Regions from separate parts of the Homo sapiens genome. Here region 1 is linked to region 2. A link is an interaction called in ENCODE POLR2A ChIA-PET data of the cell type or tissue named here. Cell type or tissue: IMR-90. All regions are shown on one strand.

The links. Peaks named below come from ENCODE experiments on the same cell type or tissue, not always from the same donor. Only the 100,000 strongest peaks of a DNase experiment are listed, where the experiment ranks them.
Region 1: POLR2A ChIA-PET joins it to region 2 with 7 read pairs; 3 of 35 experiments call an interaction of 5 or more read pairs at or near these places.

The regions. Positions count from the first base shown.
Region 1 is chr7:107,136,726-107,140,725 of GRCh38, reverse strand. All of the region lies in intron 4 of PRKAR2B (protein kinase cAMP-dependent type II regulatory subunit beta), which reads right to left. Among named protein-coding and RNA genes, the nearest start is that of HBP1, 30 kb to the left of the region's middle. In IMR-90, no CTCF peak of the experiment used is centred here; a DNase peak (open chromatin) is centred at 1,515; H3K27ac peaks cover 469 bases.
Region 2 is chr7:107,011,181-107,015,180 of GRCh38, reverse strand. No RefSeq gene overlaps it. Among named protein-coding and RNA genes, the nearest start is that of PRKAR2B, 32 kb to the left of the region's middle. In IMR-90, no CTCF peak of the experiment used is centred here; no DNase peak of the experiment used is centred here.

The DNA of each region.
Region 1 (4,000 bases), 130 kb before region 2:
AATGTTGTCAGAAAAATACATAGTAGTCTTTCTTACCACATACAAATAAGATGATTATATACTCTCACATTCAGTATTTGAATGAAAGTAATTATAATTAGTCTATTTTAGAATATTTGCAACTATCACCACTTTAAAATGAAAATTTAACCACCAAACCACCATATACCTTGTGAAATATAATCTTAGCAACTAAAAAGGATCAGGTTAGTAAGGAATTATTTCAAATTTCTTTTAAAGATACCCATTTTTAAAAACTTCCTTATATTAGTCATCACTAAAATTTGTGTACAGATAACCTAAATACTTGGTGAATTTAGATCCTGATTCCAATCTTCTTTTTGGTTTAGCACCAAAATCAAAACAGAACAAAAAAGAAAAACAACAAAGTAAAACAAAAATGACTGTGGCAAATATTCTGTCACTATTCACTGTCATTAAGGTTGGCTTCAAGCTGCATCCACTGAGCTCACTAGGGCAGATTTGTCAGAAACATCAAAAATACTATTCAACAACTAATTAAACTATGTAAAATTTTTATTCTGTCAAAGTGTGATTGACAAGGCTCAAGGATAAACTTCAAACTGATGAGAATAAACTAGGAGGTGAAAGAAATCTTTAATCAGAACAAATACAGGAATAATTCAAAGAACTTTGAAAAGACAGAATAAATGGATATGAGGAAATAATACAATACAATGGAAAAGTCTAAAGATTTAGAGGGTTATTTGTTCTGCTACTTATTAGCTCTGAGCCCTTGGTCAGGTCACTCCTTATGGGCATACAGAAGGTATAATGCTAACTGCCCATGCCAAAATCAATTACTATTATACATAAACTAAAGAGTTGAAGATAGATTCAAAGGGGAAAAAAGATGCAAGTGGAAAACACAGGTTGAAGAAACAAGATATTCTGAATAAAGAGGATAACAGATCACATGTGATTCTCTCCCTTTTGAGACCGCATGAAAATGTTACAAGGCATATGAAGATATGAATCTACAATAGTATAGAGTACAGGAAGGGACAACTGATGGATGAGAGAGTTTCAGGGCGAAGGTAAGTAACAAGTGGCAGAGAGAGCTGCCCCAAGTCGCACAGGTGAGACTGCAGTGTGGAGGGGCCAACATGCCTTGCAGAGCACCAAGAGGGTCCAAAGTGGGTAACATCTGGTTCTGCCAGCATGGGACTGAGACACAAAGCTAAAGACAAGCGGACTGATTTAAAGTCCTGCAGAGATTAGTTGACACCTTCCTTCAAAATCCCTCTACCCTAATACAGAATGCCTAGCAGCCAAATGTGGACCCTCAACTCCTCCCAGACAAAAGATTCGAGAGAAACTAAACAAATTAGAACTAGAACAGATACTGTGAACACTGGTGCCCTAGAACAAAAACCTTCATTTGGTAGGACTTAGGGGTTCCCCAATGTAACAGCTGGCTCCCTGTCAGCTCAAGCTAAACAGTGCACTGGTTGACAGGCCTGCCCTACTTACTCAGAGCTCTAAATCAGCTTTATGTTGCTCCCCTGGTAGCCTACAAGACTAAGATAAACAGCAAAATGACAACACATGAGATAGATATTTCAGGAACTGTAGAGAGCTTTTGCAGAGACATTTAAGATGATATTATATCCATGAGACCAAAAAAAAATAGGATGTTAGGAAAAGAGCAAATCAGAGAAAAATGGGTGGCTTGGAAATTAAAAATATGATTGTCATTTTTTTTTCTTTAAAATAGATTTTTTTTGGCAGGGTTCAGTGGCTCATGGCTGTAATCCCAGCACTTTGGGAGGCCAAGGCAGGCAGATTGCTTCAGCCCAGGAGTGTGAGACCAGCCTGGGCAACATGGCAAAACCCCGTCTCTACCAAAAAAAATAAGCTGGGCATGGTGGTGCACACTTGTCGTCTCAGCTACTCAGGAGGCCGAGGTCGGAGGACTGCTTGAGCCTGGGAGGTTGAGGCTTCAGTGAGCCATGATCGCACCACTGCGCTCCAGCCTGGGCAACAGAGTGAGACTCTGTCTCAAAAAAAATGAGTAGTCTCAGCTACTCAGGAGAGGCTGAGATTGGAGGATTGCTTGAGCCTGGGAGGTTGAGGCTGCAGTGAGCCATGATCACACCACTGCACTCCAGCCTGGCAACAGAGTGAGACTCTGTCTCAAAAAAATGAGTAGTCTCAGCTACTCAGGAGAGGCCAAGATTGGAGGATTGCTTGAGCCTGGGAGGTTGAGGCTGCAGTGAGCCATGACTGTTACACTGCACTCCAGCCTGGGCAACAGAATGAGACTCTGTCTCAAAAATAAAAAATAAAATAGAATTTTTTAGAGCAGTTTTAAGCTCATAGGAACATTAATCAGAAAGTATAGACATACTCCACATATCCTCTACCCCAACACATGACACAGACTCCCCCAAGATAAACATCCTCCACTGGAGTGGCATATTTGTTACAACTGCTGAATCTATACTGACATTATTATCATTCAAAGTCCATAGTTTATATTAGGGTTTGCTATTGGTGTTGTACATTCTATGGGTTTGACAAATGTGTAAAGACATGTATCCACCATTACAATTTTTTTAAAGGTAAATAAAAGAGTTAAAAAAATTAAAACCAAACACCTCAAAAAAAGTCAATAAAGAGATGAAAAGAAAGGAGTGCCAGAGACAGTAAAAGAGAAAACAAAAAGGAGGAAATATAAACAATACAGGATGAATTTTCTAGACCCAAAGAAAATTTTGGTCTGAAAACACAGGTTTTCAGACCAAAAGGGCACACTCAAGTGCCCAGCACAGTCAATGACCATAAATCCCCACACTAGGATGAAATAATGTATTTTTAGAACACTAAAGATAAAAGATCTGCAAAGCTTCCAGAAAAGAGAAAGGAGGATTCTTAAAAACATGAAAAGTTACTCAACTTCTCTGAAAATGAAGAGAAATCCAAATTAAAATCGAAATGAGATGCCACTTTTCACTCGCCAGATTCAAAAAGATACAAATGTTAGAATATCACACTGTGTTGGAGACCGTGTGGGAAAAGAGGCATTCTCACACAGACTTCCGGTGAGAAGGTAAAATGGAACAAACTCTAAAAAAGCCATTTGTCAAAATTTAATAAAATTTTAGATATGCATGATCTTCCACCTCACTGTTCCTTTTCTAGGAAGTTACTATATAGATATTTATAAAATGCATCACCATTTTTCTTTGCATCACAATAGCAGAAGACTGGAAACAAACTAACAGTTTATCAACAGGGCACTGGATAAATAAGCTGTCATATATCCATTCACCAAAAAGCTCTGCTGTTGTAGGCATGTAGGGATTTTCAGACATCTGTCTTTCAAAGGAGTCACTGGCAGCGAGAGAACACTCAAAGAAGGGTAATCAAGAAATGTGAAAACCTGCAATGAGGGAATTTCAGGAAACAAGGCGTTTAGGTGACAGAAAAGACCTATATGAGAATACACCAGTTATCTTCTGTTCAAACCATGACATCAGTAGTTCTAGAGGCCATAACTGGGACTGTTGGGTGGAAGTTTCATGGAGGTTTTGGCAGAATATAAAGACCTGCCTAGGAATGAGAGCTGTCTAGCGGTGACAAGGGCTGCCTTGCAAATAATTTTGCCTTTTCCAGAACGTTAAATAGTTGGAATCATGCAGCACATAGCCTTTCCACATTGGCTTCTTTCACTTAGTATTATGCATTTAAGGTTCTTCCATGTCTTCCATGTCTTTTCATAACTAGATCACTCATTTTGTCCACTGTCTAGATGTACCAGTTTATTTATCCATTCACATACTGAACAACATCTTGGTTGCTTCCAAGTTTTGGCAATTTTGAATAAAGCTGCTACAAATACCTGTGTACAGGTTTCTGTGTGGACCTAAGTTTTCAACTCCTTTGGGTAAATACCAAGGAGCATGACTACTGGAGAGGATGGTAAGAGTATGTTTAGTTGTAAAAGACACCACTAAACAATCTTCTAAAGTGGCTG
Region 2 (4,000 bases):
CAAAGTGCTGGGATTACAGGCGCAAGCCACCGCACCCAGCCAATAGTCCTCCTTTTATTTGTCTAAATGGTTCTCAGGACTTTCCCTCATTCATGCAGCCATATAATTTCCTGACTTTCCTTTCAGTAAGGATCACTGGCTAGCAGGAACTTACTCTCAATGGCTTGGCTCGTTGACATTTGCTCCTAAGGGTAATTCTGAGCCCAGGAGTTGCACCCTCTTCTTTCTCCTGTAAACTGCTTCCAGGTAATACGACTCTCAGTGCCCACCCTGAGCTTGTGATAGGCTGTCCTGGTATCACCCTATTATAGAGGAGACTGTGCCAAACTAAGCTCACATTGCACATGATTTGATGAGTCTTGCAGCTCTAGCCACGAGTATCCTGGCTTGGGTATCAGCAGACTAATTCCAGTGCCTCTTCCTCTGATTTGTTGTTGCATTTGGGCCAGCTACTTAGCTTCTGAATGCCTAAATGTTCACGTCTGTAACATTAAGATAATGCCAACTTTCATTTCAGCTTCTGGGAATAGAATTACACCGTATAGGAACATTGATGTTCCCATGGTAACAGTCATGTAAAGTATCTAGCATGCCACTGGAGGCAATAAATTATAAGTACGTGTAACAATTCCTAACTGACACGGTAATAAAAAATTCTTACAGGAAATCCTGGGGATATACTTTCACATTAATTTACATTCATTATTTCAAGGAGAGTTCATCATTCTGCTCCAAACCACCTAATTCTAAATTCACAGAATAAAATCAGTTAGCACACCCTGGAGCTGCTGAGTTCAAAAGCAATACAGAATGCTTCCATAACCTGTGTAAGGGGAAGGAAGAGAATGGCTTCCTGGGACTATGTATTAAAACCAGGGAGGAGTCAATGGGTATGGCTTGCCTAGGAAGAGATGGCTCCAACTTTCAACCATCTGAAGAAAACAGGAAATATTAGGCAGTGCTACCAAAAACAAATTTGTTGTAATATTATTGTTACTATTATTTGGAGGAACTTTAAATATACAAAAAAACAAAAATATAATAATTATCATCATCCAGAAATGATCAATATTCACATTTTGGTTTATAGCCTTCTCATCTTTTTTCTATACTTATATTTTTTCAAATATTGTTTTGTAACCTGCTTTTTGATTTGTGAGCAGTTTTCCAGGTCATTAAAATTTTTCCAGAACATAATTGGCTGAATATAGCATCATGAGGATGTCACAATTTATTGAAGCAATTCGCAATTATTAAACATTAGCTTGTGTCCTGAATTGGCTTTTAATTAAAATCAATTCATGTATCAGTGTGAGACCTCATACTAATCTAGCTGACATATTTTAGACCTACCCATGATCCATCCATAACACTTCAATTACTTACAGCACTCTCTTTCTTCCTTCCCGGGCTCTTGTTATCAGCCAGATACACCCAAAGTTTTCTTCAAAAACAAATTCCCAAAAGGAAAGGGCTCTTAATTGAATTTTGTTTTTCCATTGTCTTTGGTCCTTGTATTTGTATATCTTGTGCCTAAAACATTGTTTTCTTTTATTTATTTATTTATTTTTATTTGAGACAGAGTCTTGCTTTGTTGCCCAGGCTGGAGTGCAGTGGCGTGATCTTGGCTCACTGCAACCTCCACCTCCCAGGTTCAAGCGATTTTCCTGCCTCGGCCTCCCGAGTACCTGGGATTACAGGCATGTGCCACCACGCCCAGCTAATTTTTTGTATTTTCAGTAGAGACGGGGTTTCGCTATGTTGGCCAGGCGGGTCTTGAACTCCTGGGCTCAAGTGATCCACCTGCCTCGTCCTCCCAAAGTGCTGGAATTACAGATGTGAGCCGCCATGACCAGCCTTTTGTTTTCTTTCTTGATCTTATTAAAAATTTTTTTTGTTGTTCCTGAATTCTTACTTCCTTTAACTACAATATTGATCTCTTTAACTCCAAATTCATTCTCTTTTGATAATGTTATTTTTGACTTTCTCTTTTAACTGGGATTTTGTTCCCTAACTAACCCAGCAGATCTCAAACTTTTTTAGTATCAAGATCCCTTTAAAAATTTATTGAGGATCCCAAAGAGCTTTTGTTTATGTGAGTTGTATCTATCGCTGTTTACCATATTAGAAATTAAAAGTGAGAAATTTCAAAAATGTTTAATATTTAAAGTAACCAAGCCAGGCATGGCGACTCACGCTTATAGTCCCAGCACTTTGGGAGGCCAAGGTGGGAGGATTGCTGAGGTTAGGAGGTCGAGTCTGCAGTGAGCCATGATCGCACCACTGTACTTGAGCCTGGTCAACACAGTGAGACCCCATCTCAAAAAAAAGTAACAGTAAGAAACTTACTACATTTAACATAAATAAACATTTTATGAAAGATAACTATATTTTGCAATGGGAACATAAATTTAGTGAGAACGCTGGCATTGTTTTACACTTTTGAAATCTCCTTAATGCCTGCCTTAAGGATTCTCCTATCTGCTTGGCATCAACACTGTTTCCACACGTTGTTTTGGTTGAAGCATATGAAGAAAATCTTGCCTCACATAGATATGTGGTTGGAAAAAGAAGGACTGACCTGCAGACCCCATGAAAGTTCTCAGGAACTCATAAGGATAACTTGCCCACACTTTGAGAACTGCTGCTCTAAACTGTCTCTAATTACTGTATGATCTTTAATGCTTCAGTTTCTCTTTTTGTAAAAAATGGGCAAACAATAGTATATCAAAGTGTTCTGAAACTTTAACATGAAAAATGCTACAGTGATAGGCAGAAATCTACACCTGTACATAAAATAGGAAAACACTTCCTTTGGGGCATGTTGGAGACATGATGCTGCCCCCAACATGATTACTAAACAAATTGGTGGCCAGGCACCGTGGCTCATGCCTGTAATCCCAACATTCTGGGAGGCTGAGGAGGGAGGATCACTGGAGCTCAGGAGTCCAAGACCAGCCTGGGCAACATGATAAGATGTTGTCTCTTTAAAAACTAAAAAATAAAATTAGCCAGGCATATTGTGGACCCAGCTACTCAAGAGGCTGAGGCAGGAGAATGACTTGAGCCCAGGAGGTTAAGTCTGCAGTGAACTGTGACAGCACCACTGCACTCCAGCCTGGGCAAGAGAGCAAGATCCTGCCTCAAAACAAAAAACAAAAAACACAGTGGCTCACACCTGTAATCCCAGCACTTTGGGAGGCCAAGGCAGGAGGATCTCAAGGTCAGGAGTTTGAGACCAGTCTGGCCAATAGGGTGAAACCCCGTCTCTATAAAAATACAAAAATTAGCCGGGTGTGGTGTCGGGCACCTGTCGTCCCAGCTACTTGGGAGGCTGAGGCAGGAGAATCACTTGAACCTGGGAGGCGGAGGTTGCAATGAGCTGAGATAATGCCAGTGCACTCTAGCCTGGGTGACAGAGTGAGAATCCGTCTCAAAAACAAAAAACAAAAAAACAAAAAAACAAACAACAAACCATATTGGTTTACCAACATAGTTTATAAAGCAAGTTACTCTTTGCAATAGACATTTAGGTTTCACACATAACCACTGCAACACAAAATTGGGAATTTTCCAAATAAAATCAAGACAGTTCTTCATGTAGTTTTGGTAAAAATAATTTTTTTCAGGAGCATAAGGTATGAATTCTGGCTCAATTTCAAAATGGAGGCATATTTCTCTGAAACCCGCTGCCTAGTTATCTTGGCATTGTTTGCTGTGTAAAATGGACTCATGCTTCATTTCTTGGAAAATGTTGAATGTGTCTCGTTTTAACTTAATGAGGTCAGGGAGGAACTAATCACTAAGGGACTTTTTGTTTGTTTGTTTGTTTGTTTGAGATGGAGTCTCGCTCTGTTGCCCAGGCTGGAGTGCAGTGGCACGATCTCGGCTCACTGCAATCTCTGCCTCCCAGGTTCAAGCCATTCTCCTGCCTCAGCCTCCCGAGTAGCTGGGACTACAGGTGCCTGCCACCACGCCCGGCTAATTTTTTGTATTTTTA